Linked DNA regions of Homo sapiens: region 2 is linked to region 1. Evidence: chromatin loops called from intact Hi-C (ENCODE). Cell type or tissue: endothelial cell of umbilical vein. All regions are shown on one strand.

Region 1 (8,000 bases):
TATAAATATATATCTACATGTATCTATCTATATACACACCCAAAAGAACTATATATAAAAATATGTAATATATATATTACAGATATAAAAGCATGTACATTTCTCAAGTTAATATTACACATAAAATGATAACACGGGAAATTTCTTTTTCTTACCAAATATTTGAATATAAAGCAAAAAAGACATGATGAAAATTCTCCAGTGCCTAGAATTGAATAGGTGAATAGGACATACTATAATCCTTTTATACCTTTTCATGCTATGAACATAGCTTCTGTGAAGGTTACTAGGTATTTAACATTAGCTGTATTTTTTTAGTATCATGCATTGTAGGAGATTTGGAAAATTCCTAGAGAGTTCAGGCATCCTCATAAGCCACATATCACAACTACAAATATATTAAAGTGCATTTTGTGAATAATAATTCAAATACCATAAAGATGTGTCTTCCATGCAGTTGAAAAAAGGCATGAAATGCAAAATATGCAGTCAACGAATTAAAGTTGATTGAACATGTTATTTCAATTTATGCAATCCAATCAATATTGAATTGAGATTTATTCCTTTAGCTATCATTTGTATAGCTCTAGTGAATTGTTGAACAAGAACCCAAAATTGTTTAGATAGAAATCCTATCAATGAAGAAGTTCACATTGCAATTAGTTCAAATATAATCTGTGGAATGCCAATTATGAGTTAGCCAGTATTCTAGGTACAGAGGAGTCAAAGATTAAAAAGGCATGTCTCCTACTGTACTCATAGTCCAGTAAGAAAGAGACAACTGCAGACAAAGGTCCCCGTGCAAAGTGTGATGGTAACTTTCATGAGGTGCCCTATTGGAGTGTGGTGGAAGAAACAACTAATTTAGTATAGAGAAGTCAGCAATGACTTCCCCAAAGGAGTTTATATTTGAGCATGGTTTTAAAAATGGATGCAAAGATTAGAAGTTTATCAGACAGACAAATTGGAAGAAAAATATTAGGTAGAATGCAAAGAAGCCAAGGCATGCTTGAAAACATGAAAAAGCATCACGGGCTCTTAAATTGGTGCATAGTCTGTATGATTGGATTGTCGAGTTTATAAAGTGAAGAGAAGCTGCAGATGAGGCTGGGACGACAGGCGTGATTAAAGCATCCAAACTGTACTCTTGTAAGTAACCAGGAACCAAGTAAGATCTTAACAGATCAGAGTGATTTGAATTAGATGTTCTATTTTGTGTCTAGATACAGTGAGGTGTCCATACTAATCAACCCTTTGAATAATTATTCAGATCTGGTTGTATTGGTCTAAATAATTTAGCCAGTTGCATTTTTCTTTCTCAGTGCTCAGTTGTTTGGCACTGCATATGCCAGCCATGCAGATGACGGGCTGAAAGGTTTGGTTTACGTGCAGATGTTTTCAATGTTGTGTAGACAATCACAAACACTGAAAGAAAAAATATTCCAAGGGGGTGAAAGTCCCTTTACCATGCTTTCCAAATACATCATCATTGATGGTATCACTAATAGCAATTCAGCTTTGTTTAAACACAGTTATTAATATCAGATGACCATCTGTTTTCCGCTACAGTATATATATCATACAAACCTTTCCATGGAGCCTATGGACTGTTCTCTATTGCATAGACAAATAAAGCTCAATAAATAACCATAAAAATAAAAACATATTGATGCAGTTGTACATTCTCTTCTTGATTAATTCTGTGTGTGTATATACCCAAGGTCTAGACATACACAATCTGGCTTTCTCTGTGAAAAAATAAATCAATAAGTGCTTTTCCCCCTTCACTAATCCTATCCTGAATTGCCTGTCAACTTCCACTTACACTCACATAAAAAAATGATGTTTCATTTTGCTTTCGAATGATATACAGAGTCTCCTTTTTCCTTATTTTTATTTGGGGTTTATTTGTCCTTGAATTGTATGGCTGCACTTGATGTCATGATTTAAATGTGGTCTAAGGCAAGATCTTTCACTCAACAGCCCATAGGAATTCGAAAATAATGAGAATGGAATTTTCTAGTAAACAAATGCTGACAAACATGCCACTTAGATGTAATAAGCACAGAAAAATCACATTCGTTGGCTACGAGGGAGAGAGCTCGGGAAACAGAAGAAAATTTGTCCATGTTCATTTAAAAAATAATGTGACTCCACCATGAATTTTTCAAGATCTGAGCATGAAGAGGCCTGTACGTTCGTTTAATTAACACATTTAAAGGATGAAGTGACAAATAGAAGGATTTTCAGAGGAAAACAATCAAGAAAGTGGAGGTATTAGAAGCTATATTTTATGAGGAGAAGTAGAAAGATCCAGGAAGCTTTCACCTAGAGAGAATCATCAATCACGGAAATCTCCACAGATGGGTCCCCAAACTCACTAAGTTATGTGGGATAAAAGGATTTCACTTACTGTGCATATCTTTAAAAGGAAGCATGGCTGGAAGAAACAGAGATAAATATTGCTCCAATACAAGGAGAAACCTTCGAACACTCAGAGCCATCCGTATAATGGGTAAGCTGAGGAAGCAAAGGGTTTTGTATATACAGAAGTGTTCAAGCAGATGTTGGAGCACCATGAAGCAGGAATGCAGTAATTCAAGAATTAGAAGGGTTCTTAGGTTTCTAGAGATCCCAAGTTGTAATTCGAACTCATCTCAATCTACTGATTTTCCTTGGGTTCAGCCTATTATGAACTACAGTGCTTTCTCTCCTGCTATGGTTGAATGTTTGTGTCCCCTCCAAAATTCTTATGTTGGAACTTAAGCCCTAAGGTGATATTATTAAGAAGTGGGACCTTCAGGAGGTAATTAGGTCATGAGAGCTCTGTCTTCATGAATGGGATTAACAACTTTATGAAAAGGCTAGAGGAAATTAGCTAGGCTCTTTTTTCCTTTCTATCCCTTCTGCCTTGTGAAGAAACGGTGTTTGTCCTCTACAAAGGATGCAGCGTTCAAGGCAGCAGGACCTCACCAGACAGCAAACCTGTGGTGCCTGATCTTGGACTTCCTAGTCTGCAGAACTGTGAGAAACAAATTTCTGTTAATTACCTTCTCTCAGGCATTTTTTGACAGCATCTCAAGCAAACTAAGATGTCTCTTCAGCATCAGTCTGACTGCTGCCGCTCCTGATTTCGTCAAGCCTGAGTCAGACCTCAGTTCTGGACATCACAGTTATTTTAAAGTAACAGCCTTTTCCTAGATGATGATATTTGGTTGTTTTTGTTTTGATTTGTTTTTTTTCAGTCATAGCTAGTAATCTCACATCGACTTCTGACTGATGCTCTCATTTGAAGATTTGACTTTAGCATTCTTAATCTTGAACTCTATCATAGAGAGAAACAAAAAGAAAGACCTCAACCCTTCCTTGTACAGGGTCATTTCAGAACATTAAAAGATTTGAAACTCCGTCTCTACTAAAAATACAAAAATTAGCTGGGTGTGGTGGGGCTAGCCTATAATCCCAGCTACTCGGGAGGCTGAGGCACGAGAATGGCTTGAACCTGGGAAGCAGAGATTGCAGTGAGCTGAGATTGCGCCACTGCACTCCAGCCTGGGCGACAGAGTGAGACTCAGTTTCAAAAAAAAAATTAAAAAAAATCACACACACACCAAAAAAAAATCACAAAAAAAAAACTCCTTTTTTTTTTTTTTAAAAAAAAGATTGGCATCAAAAAGAGTTATAGAGATGAATGGTGGTGATGTTTGCACATTATGAATGTATTTAGAACAACTGAATTGTACATTTAAAAATGGTTAAGGTAATAAATTTTATGTTATGTGTATTTTACAATTCAAAAATTAGAAGAGGAAATAAAAGGTATAGTATGGGATTTTCGCATAGGCAATAATGCAGTTTATGATTTGAATTGGTCCATTCTTACTACTTTTCAAAGTGACCACTATTTTACTTGAGTGTTTTTCTTTCTAAAATCCTTGGGTCATTTTTACACATTTTAGTCTCATGCCATAAATCTGAAGCCAACCAAGACTGTATAGAGAATTGGGGAAACCTTCAAAGTTCTGGTGTCGCTCATTGATCTCTTGGGTAATTCAGTCCATTAACTAGTGGCTCATGTCATCTATAGACTATTACTCCCCTCAAGGCTCCTAGATTATTAACCAATACTGGAAAAAGGTTTTGGGGCCAGCTTACATGCCTCTCTGACTTGTCTGCTTTGGAATTTCCCTGTAAGTCCCTAGATTTTAGTACATGAGTTATCTCCCAAAAACAAACTTCCTTGTCAAGAAAAGGAAGCTTAAACAGGCGTCAAACGCATTCATGACACTCAGCAGTTTGATGAATGGAGAGTAAATGAATCATAGGCTTATGAATTACATGACTTTCTATGTACTCACATGTCTCAACAGGAAGGGGTGACAAGTTGGAAGCTTCATTCTTGATTCTTGAAAACCAAACTTATCTGAACATGCCATCTGAGCCCGTTTAAGGTTAACATGTCCTTGTTTCTAATGCTGACTGCTACCTTTTGTGGCCTTTAATTACTAAAATCTTTACAAATTTCTAGGAAATTCACATTGGGGCTGATGGGGGTGAAAAATAAATGACTTCTGAACGTCCTTTCAAGTCAAACAATCTATTATTCTTTTTTTTTTACTTAGGTAAGCCATACTGATTCCATAGAACAAGTCTGCTAGATCATAGCCTTACTACATGCAAGGGGAAAGCTCATTACCTGTTGGTAAAAGAAAAAGAAATCAAGCAAAGAGTTCTTTTTCTTTTTCTATTTTTTTTCTTTTCTTTTCTTTTTTTTTTTTTTTTTTTTGAGATGGAGTTTCACTCTTGTTGCCCTGACTGGAGTGCAATGGCGTGATCTTGGCTCACTGCAACCTCTATCTCCCGGGTTCAAGTGATTCTCCTGCCTCAACCTCCCGAGTAGCTGGGATTACAGATGGCCACCACCACGCCCCACTAATTTTTTGTATTTTTAGTAAAGACAGGGTTTCACTATGTTGGCCTGGTTGGTCTCGAACTCCCGACCTCAGACAATCCACCCACCTCGGCCTCCCAAAATGCTGGGATTACAGGTGTGAACCACCACACCTGGCCAAAGAGTTATTTTTCTTTGGAGACCTGGACAATACTGATTCTCTTAGCATGCATTTATTGAAGAACTAATGTGCGCCAAGCACTCAAGCTACAGCCTTTCCTCTAAAGGAGCTCCCAGTGTGGTGGGAAAGGGCCACAAGGGAGCAGGTAATGTTAACACACTATGAGAAACTAAGACAGGAATATGCACAGTGTACTCTGGGAACACAGGGGAGGGGACTCTAACCCCAAGGAGGGGTGGAAGAAGGCTGGGAAGCACTCCTAGTGGCATTGATGCTCAGGTCAAAGATGGAAGGATAAGTAAGACAGGAAGAGAAGAAGGGTGGAGATGCTGGGAGTTTGGAGAGAGTTTAGTGTGAATGTCACTTGGGGTTTCAGTTTCCAGTTGGGAATTCGGTGGGCAAGCCAAGGCTGGCAAACCAGGCCGGGGCTGGCTCATGAAAGGCCTTGGATGCCAGGTTAAGAACAGCAGATTAGGTACTGGCTTTAGTTCACATTTGGTTTCTGCTGTTATTGCTGTATCTGAGCTTGAATGCTGTTAGCATCTGGTTTAGCCACATGTCCTCAAAGAGCGTGTTTTCCTTTCACCTGCGTGTTTCTCTTAAAAATAATTTATCCTACAGGAAATAGGAGGAGGAGAGGGAGTAGGTGGGGATTTACTACTTAGTCTTAAGCCCTGGTAGAAACATTTTGACTTTTTATTCCACAGTTCTCGTTCAACGTTGGTTCAGCCCTCTGCATTCCTGGGCCTCGGTTTCTCATCTGGCAATTGAGATCACTGTGCTCTGTCTCAGACGTGCTGTGCGTCATTTGGAGAAAAGTTGTTATTTGACTACAAATGCTCTCAAGTTCCTAATCAGATTGTATGAATAATTCACAGACAACATCATCCAGGGATAAATTATATTTGGAACTTTTATGTTGACCATTTCTCAAGCCAGACTGCTGTGATTCATAACAACCTTTGGTGACGTTTTCTAAGAGGTAAAGAAAAGTAAACACAAAGAGTTCTTTTTAAAGATGAGGAAAGAATTAAGGAATAAAACAGTATCGGGGAACTGGAGAGACAGACCAAAAATACAGTGGGGGATTTTATATGTTTAAGAGTCATTAATACAAACAAAAAAAAGTCCAAATTATAGATACAGAGCAAGACTTTTTTAACACCTCCCACCCCAGTCCCTGGTTACCATCATTTCTATTCTCTGCATCTATGATTTCAACTCTTCTAGGTTCCATATATAAATGAGCACATGTGGTGTTTGTCTTTCTGTGGCTGGATTATTTCACTTAGCATTATGCTCTCCAGGTTCATTCACATTGTTACAAATGACCGAATTTCCTTATTTTTAAAGGTTGAATAGTATTCCGTTGTGTATATGTACCGCATTTTCTTTATCCATTCATCCATTAATGGATACTTAAGTTGATGCCATAGCCTGGCTACAGTGAATAATGCTGCAATAAACATGTGAGTGTAGCTATCTCTTTGACTTACTGATTTCACTTCCTTTGGATATATATCCAAAAGCAAAAATGCTGGATCATAGGGTAGTTTTATGTTTAATTTTCTGAGGAATCTCCATATTGTTTTCCACAATGGCTGTACTAATTTGCATTCCCACCAAGAGGAAGGCTTTTATTTGGGATCTGATACCATTAAGTTTTATTTTGTTTTATTTTATTTTATTTTATTTTATTTTATTTTATTTTATTTTATTTTATTTTATTTTAATTTTTGAGACGGAGTCTCGCTCTGTCACCCAGGCTGGAGTGCAGTGGTGCAATCTCGGCTCACTGCAAGCTCCGCCTCCCGGGTTCACGCCATTCTCCTGCCTCAGCCTCCCGAGTAGCTGGGACTACAGGCGCCGCCACCATGCCAGGCTAATTTTTCGTATTTTTTAGTAGAGACGGGGTTTCACCGTGTTAGCCAGGATGGTCTCGATCTCTGGACCTTGTGATCTGCCCGCCTCGGCCTCCCAAAGTGCTGGGATTACAAGCGTGAGCCACTGCGCCCGGCCCCATTAAATTTTAAACATTAAGCTGTGACAGATTTAGTAACATGGACAAGGACCCGTAGCTTGTGCATGACTGAGCAGGGATTCGTAACTAAGTCTTTCTGGCTTCAGAGGTCTTCAAAATTCTGCCTTGGTGCCTCTACTCATTGCCTCAGTGATTGATTCTCAAATAAGGACACGGTTTGGGATAAGGGTACAAAGACTTTGCCATACATGGGATTTTGTAAACGGTATCTGGGAAGTGAAGTCAGTAATTCTGGGGAAATCACAACTTTCCCAGGCCTTTCCACGGGGCATGAAAGCCACTACTTTAGTAAGATGTCCTGAGCATTGGTCTCCTGGTAAATCCATCTCAGCCCTGCAGTCACTTCCCATGGGCCCTAAGTACTGCAGGAAAAATCTGACTCATAGCAGCACTTCTTGTAACACATTCTGGCTTTGTGATTAAATTTTCCTTCTTTATTTTTTGAGTGTAGAAGCAGATAAAGAAGAGAAGAGATGAGTCTTATTCAGCTGATGTTTAAGAGAAGGTCCAATTATACCTCAAAAGAAGCACTTGCATAATAAAAAAGATTATTCCCATTTTACAGAAAACCTGAAGAAGTCATATCAAGGACTTGTTTAACTATTTAGTAAGAGCTGTTATCAGAGCAAAAACAAAAATAGAAGGGCTGTTTAGATGGTGAGGAAAATTGTGCACATACAAAAGCCTAAGGGTTCTTTTCTTCTCTTATTTATTTATTTATTTTATTTATTTTTTTTCGAGATGGGGTCTCGCTCTGTCACCCAGGCTGGAGTGCAGTGGCATGATCTTGGTTCACTGCAACTTCTGCCTCAGGGTTCAAGCAATTCTCCTGTCTCAGCCTCCTGAGTAGCTGGGATTACAGGTGCCTGCCAGCACGCTTGGCTAAT
Region 2 (8,000 bases), 140 kb after region 1:
CCTCATGGGGCCTCACCCTTGCCTCTCTGTTATCTCTCTGACCTATAATGCATTCCCTTCCATCTCTTTGAATCAGCCATGCTGGCTTCTTTGCTGTTCATTAAATGCGCCAGGCAGTCTCCTGCCACTGGGCCTTTGCACAGGCTGTTCTCTCTGCCAGTGATACTCTTCCCTGGATATATACTTACAGTCTCACCTGCCTCAGATATTTGCTCAATTGACACTCCTATTTAAAATTGCAACTGTGCACATGGTCCTCCTCTGCCAGTGCCCCACCCCAGTCTTAAACCTAATCACTCTGCTTTATTTTCATCTTTTCCATAGCATTTACTATGAAGAATATAATATATTGGCTGATGTACTGTTTACTGTCTGTCTCCCTGTGCTAGAATGTAGATTCTGCAAGGGTAGGGATTGGTGTCTGTCTTGGTCATGTCTTTTTTTAAGTCCCTAGAATAGTGCTTAGCATAGGAAGTCACACAATGGGTGTTGAACTGAATTGAATAAAATGAGCTTCCAGGAAAAGAACCAGAATTGATAACATTGTACCTATATGAAATAAGAACTTGACTTAAAAGAACTTGATAGAGAATTACTGTCTACTGACTGATTAAATCACAAAGCAAGAGGGTAGAATACCTGAATACACGGCCTGTTTGTTGGAAAAGAGATGACAACCTGGAATGACCACCTGAAAGAAAATGAAAACATATCTCCTCTCCCTTTTTTTAAAAGATTCTGGCAATATATTTTCAGATGACTCCAGAAGGAGCTTGGAACAGACCACAATAATATGTCCTACAAAGTCATGAAGGAGCTGAGCTTAAAACTTAACCTAAAAAAAAAATCTGTTTCTCTATATCTAGGGTTCATTGTAGTTCTATACAGACACTCTGACCCATAGATGTCTGCCTGTGGCTTGTGCTATTGATGGCTTATCTACGTCCTATTTCATTAAATCAGTCTCAGAAAAGAGCAGCAGTCCCACGGAATGTTTATTTTCACCAGGCTTGGCAATCTTAAGGAAAATCAAGTAGCACAGTGTTCTCAAGGTATAGTCCCCGTCCTGTGGCATTAGCACCACCTAGAAACTTGTGATAATTGCAAGTTCTTGGGATCCACCCCACCCCCAAATTAGAATTTACAAAATCAGAAGAAATTTTAAGGGTAGTACCCAGCCATCTGTGATTTAACAAGTCCTCCAGATGACTCTGATGCCCATTCAGGTTTGAGAGCCATTGAGGAAGCAGAATTGTTCATTTACAAGTTTACAATGACTTTCTTAGCAAGGCAATCTTAGAATACAGACTTCCTCCACTGATTAATGCAATAAATTTGCTCTGTTATCCAACACCCAACAATGACTCAACAGACTTCTCTTTTGCACTAACCTTTGCGAAATACTCTTTCTGGGCATTCTGCCTCAGATTAATGAGAAAGTGGTAGACTGCTCACATATTCCAGAAGCCTGAATTAACTGATTTCATAATGCTCTGAGCTGCTTGGCTCCAGGTTCTTCCTGTTAAGATTTATGAACCCAGACTGTAACACCATTTCTCAACATATCTTCAAGTTGATGATTTCATTTCAATAGTAAAGTTGACCATAATGGAAAGTGAATTAAAGGAAATCAAACAAACAGATATCGAGGGTTGTGTGAATTTGTCAAAAATGACTTACTAATTAAAAATATTAATTCACAAGTAGGTCACCAAGAGCCCCTTTGCTTTGATTATTCATGTAAAGCCCGTTAGTCTGTAAATTATTCACTTAAAAACTAGAACTCCATCTAGTCTATGAAGTCTAAAACAAATATTCCTTAAGGTCAAATTTCCTAGGACTCTCACATTCCCATTAAAGGTAGACAGAGATCCCATTTAACCGATGACAAAACAGAAGCTCAGAGTCTTAGCTAAGGCCACATCATTATGGACAAAGTCACAAGGCTCAGATTTCTTGAATTTTCTTATAGATGTCAATTCAATTGTAATTAATAATGTATTAAGTACCTGCTCTGTGCCAGACCCTGGATTAGGGGATGGGGCTACATAAGTTTCTTTTCTTTTCTTTTTTCTTTTTTTTTTTTTTTGAGACAGAGTCTTGCTCTGTCACCCAGGCTGGAAGGCAGTGGTGCAATCTCAGCTCACTGCAACTCCGCCTCCCAGGTTCAAGCGATTCCCCCGCCTCAGCCTCCTAAGTAGCTGGGATTACAGGCATGCACCACCATGCTGGGCTTTTTTTTTTTTTTTTTAGTAGAAACAGGGTTTCACCATGTTGGTTGGGCTGGTCTTGAACTCCTGACCTCAAGCAATCCACCCACCTTGGCTTCTCAAAGTGCTGGGATTACAGGCGTGAGTCACGGCGCTCGGCATAAATTTCTGACATAGTCCCTGCCTTTAAGGAGTTCAATGCAAGAGACCCTGTCTCCCTGATTATTTAATATCTTTCTTTGGCTGACTTCGAACTCCAGTGAAGTAATGAAAGGAATAGTAATGATTGTTGATTTTTACATTGAAGAAATCTTGTGACAGAAAGAATTTCACCAGGAGGAGAATCAAGGTCCTCACACTGACCACGCACTATTTAATCAAGGCACCAAGATGTCCTATATCTTGGTGTTGAAGAGATTAAAAGTGCCCTATTGTGGGCTATTAATATTTCATACCATAACACAATGTAGAGATACCATGTGAAAAAATGATGAGCTTGTAGAAAAGGCAGTGAGAATTGGAGCTCAAGCTCAGAGAAGAATAAAAGCTAAGTATGAACAAGTCACATTTTACAATTTAAAAATAACATGATGTTCAGATATATTCCCAAAACAAAGACATAGTAGAACTGGTCTGCACTCTTGTTATTCTCTTCATTATATGAGTACAAGGTTGAGTTTGGGAGGTCTACATTTTTCAAAACACTAGCACCACCACTTTAGCAAATGTTCAGGTTAAGGCAATAAACTTGTGTGGCTGGGAACTGGAGACCAAGTTCTGGTCTCCACTGTAAAACTTACTGACTTTATAACCAAAGGTAAGGTTATTTTGGGTGGTGGAAAAGGTGAAAATAAGACAACTGCAGACAGGACTTTTTAAGGAAATTGAAGTTTTCCATAAAGCATTAAAAGCTATAGAAATATAAGGTCATATTTATTCAGTCACCATTTTAAGCACCTATAATATACTCTGAGTAGCACCAAGTCCTGGGGATACCCAAGTGCATATACTGTCATCACGTGGCATCCATGAAGAATTGGTTCCAGGATCCCCTGCCAATACCAAAATCTGCAGATGCTCAAGTCCTTTATATAAAATGTCTAGTATTTGCATGTAACCTATGCACATCCTCCTGTATACTTTAAATCATCTCTAGATTACATATGATATCTAATAAAATGTAAATACTATGTGAATAATTGTTATATTTTATTGTTTAGGGAATTACAAGAAAATAATCTGTAGGTGTGCAGTACAGACACAACAATCCTTTTTTTTTCCAAATGTTTTTGATCCAGAGTTAATTGAATCCCCAGATGTGAAATCCATGGATGTGAAGGACCAATGGTAACAAACCATTGGTGTTTTTTATTCATTACTAGAATAGCTGGGAAACATCCTTAGAACATCAGTCCAAAGTGACTTGAAGTGTAAAAAAATTGGATATAAGAGAGCTTTTAAAGAGAGTTAAGTTTCCTTCATTAGAAAAAAAAAAACTAGGGAAGGTAGGCCTAATAACTTTAAAAAATTCATGGCGTCATTTTAAGAAGAGCTTAGGTCAGCCAGTATGAAAACAAAGAAAAAGAAAAGTTAGCCTCAAGTCATAGAGGAAAAAAAAAAAAAAAGATTTGGAAAGAGATTAGGGAGACTGATTTTTCTGGAACACTAGAGCTAGTTATTGGGGGAAAAAAAACCCCGTGGAATTGCTCTGCTGGAAGCATTTGGAAAGTAATTAGCTAATTCTCTTTCTCAATGTGTTTAAAGATAAGACTAAAAGTGGGTGCTAGAATACTCCTTTTCTTGAAGCTCCGCTTCTAGAACTCTGAATGGCAATGAGGTGGATTAAAAGTCTATTCTCTTCTCCCTCCCTTATTTGGCTGGCATGTCTAATTCCAGAATTGGAAACTCATAGACATTGCTATGAAATGTATCATAGATCATGACTCACTATGAAAAGGACAAGTGTGCAAGTTGCCTTACCAGTGAAAAATCCTCTGCCTGCCCTCTTTCTTCCTGAGACAAGACTTCAGTTCTTTCTCTCTGATTCATATCCTGAGGAAATCAACATGATAAAAAATGGCTGCGTTCAATTAAAAAATGTCTCCAACCCACACTTTAAAAACATAAGCTCTTTTCAATCCAGATATGGATTATCTTCCTGAGAAAGTCTTTTCCTTCAGAAGAATTTTGTGCCATTTAAGATAGGCAAAACAGGCAGAATGCCATTCCTGCAATGAAAGTTACGCATTTAGCCAACAGATTTGCAAAGTGCATCTGCCATGGCAATGGATTTAAAGATGGGAATTAGTAGGAGAAAGAACTATGGTTTATTTGAGCCCACCAGCATCAGGTATTCTAGGTACTCTTCAACAGCAGCAGTTAACATTAATTGAATGCTTGCTAGGTATCAGGTACCATTCTAAGTTTTCCTTGCATTATTTCATTTAATCCAAACAAGTTCATGACATAAATCCTATTATGGATCCTAACTCACAGATGAGGAAAATGAGGCTCATCAGAGGTTAACCAATTTTTTCAATATGAGGTAGCAAGTAGCAGAGAGGGCTTTCAAATCAGAACTGTCTGACATCAGAACTTAAACTTCTAACTATTCCTCATACAGTCTTTTAGGAAAAGGTAGATACAAGATCTCCATTGTGGATATGAGAAAATGGAAACTCAGAGAAGAAGAGTAGCTTGATTAAGAGCACAAAGATTACTGATGTTTTTGGCCTAGGATTTGAGCTCAGGTCAGGAGGACTCCAATGTTCACGTTCCAGTCATATCGATAGAAAACCTAGGAGATGAGTAGATGTCCTGACATTCATTCCACGTAGATTATTTTTAATTCAAATAAGCAAATGCCCACTATGTATAAAACTCTGTACAAGTCTTACTGCATGTAAGACTTTGAAGATAGTATGAAAAAATTAAATATATTGTACCTGCCTCCAATGAACTTTAAATTCTAGTTGACAGAGAAAACACACAGATGAATAAACTAAGATCAGTTGCAAAGTATTGTGACACCATAGGTAAAATAATATCCTACGCATTAAATAGATTCAGAAGAAATGCTGGGAGAAGCAGTGATTAGAGAAGAAAATTGATCAAGAAAAGCTTCCTTGGAGAGGTATAAAATGATATGTATGATGAATAGAGTTGATCCCATTGCCTGACTCCCTGTCTATTTTTGTGGGTAGAAAAAAAAAGATACTTTGGAGAACCTATATGGAGAGAAAATATGATCTTAGCACCTATGGGAAACGTCCTATGAAAGATACGGCTCACAATTACAGAGCCATGGAAAGGTTGAAGGACAGGGAAGGATTTCTCTGTGATTACAGTTAAAACTACTAGTGATTACTCTTTCTCTTGGCTAGTAGTTTTCCATAGGGTCCCATCAAATATAAACTATAATAGTTACAGATCAAATCTACACTCATTCTTTATGAAAAAAAGGCAAACAGCCAGAAGAGAGGGAGAGGAAAAGTTCATTTCAGCATTTTCAAGGGATTTTCCATGAGATCTAGCCAGTAATAGAAGAGAAAAAAATTTTTTCTGAATAAGGAATGGGCTCGAATGCTGATTGCTTATTTCACCTCCCACCTCCCCGGCAAACCCCCAATTTAATAAATAATTGGCTATTAAAAAGAACCTTTGGATGGTAAGCATGTATTCCTCAGTTATAAGATTTATCCAAGCTACGTTCAACTTTTTTTCAGTCTAAAGCATGGACTTCAGCCTTCAAGAGGACTATTTACTGAGACTTCTGTAAGAACATTATCTTCTTATAAACTAGAAGCAAGAAGTATTCAAGGTGTTAATGAGTATTACTAAATAAAACAGTTCTAAAGTCAAATCACTGGGAAAGCAAATGTTTTACTTTATTGTATTATTTTTATTTTACAGCCTTAACTATGCTGATGTACATTTTGAATGTCCAGTGGGGACATATTCAGGATTTCTTAAACTTGTTTGACCTTAGAATACCTCCTTATTTTGTAGAATTTGTATTGATATCTCATAGACTTCATATTCCAAGAAAAGAGTCATGCTCTCTTTCCTTACATAAGTTTTAGAAAGGTAGCTCTTAGAACAGTTAGGTCCAGGTGGATGCAGTAATGGATGGAGAAAGAGGACTACCAACTGGCCATAACTTCAAGCCCATAGCTGGGAGTGATGGGCCTCCACTTTCAGCTTCCTTGAATTCATCATTAAGCAAGAGTGAGTGACAAATCTCTAATGTTTCTTTTGATGCTTTTCAGGGCCACGTTCACAGCCACATGGAAAAGCACTGGCGTCACTCTCCTCTATAATGATCAGCTCAGTGTTGGTATCAGTGGGAACGAGGGAGACAAAGCAGGGGTTTCTTCCCACAAGATGGCCAAGGGCTGTCTAGAACTGATGGAGCACGTGGAGTGAAGGATCATTTACACTGCATGCCTGAACACACTGTGTCAATTACATTTTAGTATTTCACCCATAGTCTTTGAAAAGCACTCAAAAGAGTTCAGATTCTTTTAGTGGGTCGTTCTGTATCTGTTAGATGTTCCTTGCCCTTGCCTACATCTGACCAGAGTATAAGACTAATGAAATCAAACTTCTCTAAAGGCCACTTGTATGAGTGTGACTTTAAAATGCTGCCATTGCTTATGGTCATTTAAAGAGGAGGAAATGGAGACAGTGAAGAGAAAGTTGCACCACTTAGAGTTCTATTTTGAGACAGAAATCCTCAAGTAAAACTTCTGTCTACAGGAATGCAGTTTTCTTAGGAGAGAGTTTACTTCTAAATTAGCACACCTGAACTACTTAATTCCTAACACATCACACGTACCGCTGAATCAGACGGCCTACCCTGAAGGGCTGTTTTTCTGCCCTATCCTAAGAGTCAGAAATGTGTAAAAAGACACAGTCAACTCATTAACACATTTGCATTTTTCAATAGCATTAACCAAGATTTTTATAAAAAGTATATGTATAAATATGTAAAATTAACATATTTTTAATGTAAATATTGTATCATTGCATGTAAGTATACTTATGCTTCTTTTTATATCATCCAAATATCTTTATCAATGAAGAATTCTCTATTTTACAGGTAAACAGTTTTAATGAACAAACTAATGTTTGTGTAGTGCTTTACAGTTTACAAGTCTTATTTTATCTTCAATACAACTCTGAGAGTTGAATCTTAGTGTCTTCATTTCATGATGTAGAAATTAAAGATTGAGAAAATATCACCAGGCTAGTAATTGGCAGAGTGAGACTGAAACCCAGACTTTTTTTTATCTCAGATTTAGCACTGTCATTTCTCAAGGAGTGAGTCAGAACCCACATTTTCTGAGAGATTTCCAGAATAAGTGCATGGTGATCCGTTCTATACTCGTAGTTCATTGTACTGCAAAATTAGTACTTGATTGGAAACTGTCTTATTGTCCAACTACTTCATGTGTCTCTGTCTTATCTATCACACCCAAACATAAGCCTTTTATTATGTTGCTCTTTGGGGCATCCCCTGACTTCCTCATGTGCTGTTCTTACTGCAGAGAATGCTCTCTCCTTTCAGACCCCACACAACAAGGCTCAATCATATTCAACAGGACTCAGGCTAGGGGTGGTGCCTTTCCCTTCTTGGAAACTCTTGCTGGCATTCTCAACCGTCATCCTTGCTCCAGGAAGGAGACTCTCCTATATGCTCCTATAGCATCCAGAGCTGACATCTGTAATGGATTCATCCCACTGTCTTGCACTGCCAGTGTCTATTTATCATGCATTTCCCACATGACC

Evidence for each region. A loop is a pair of places that touch in the nucleus more often than their neighbours do. Peaks named below come from ENCODE experiments on the same cell type or tissue, not always from the same donor. Only the 100,000 strongest peaks of a DNase experiment are listed, where the experiment ranks them.
Region 2: a loop joins it to region 1, with 3 times the contacts of the local background. A loop is called at or near these places in 5 of 110 quality-filtered maps.

The regions. Positions count from the first base shown.
Region 1 is chr11:122,041,136-122,049,135 of GRCh38, forward strand. It overlaps a transcript of MIR100HG not described here. Among named protein-coding and RNA genes, the nearest start is that of MIR125B1, 55 kb to the right of the region's middle. In endothelial cell of umbilical vein, no CTCF peak of the experiment used is centred here; a DNase peak (open chromatin) is centred at 4,306; H3K27ac peaks cover 2,438 bases.
Region 2 is chr11:122,185,264-122,193,263 of GRCh38, forward strand. The region is part of intron 2 of MIR100HG (mir-100-let-7a-2-mir-125b-1 cluster host gene); the gene reads right to left. Among named protein-coding and RNA genes, the nearest start is that of MIR100, 37 kb to the left of the region's middle. In endothelial cell of umbilical vein, no CTCF peak of the experiment used is centred here; DNase peaks (open chromatin) are centred at 1,388 and 4,178; H3K27ac peaks cover 5,384 bases.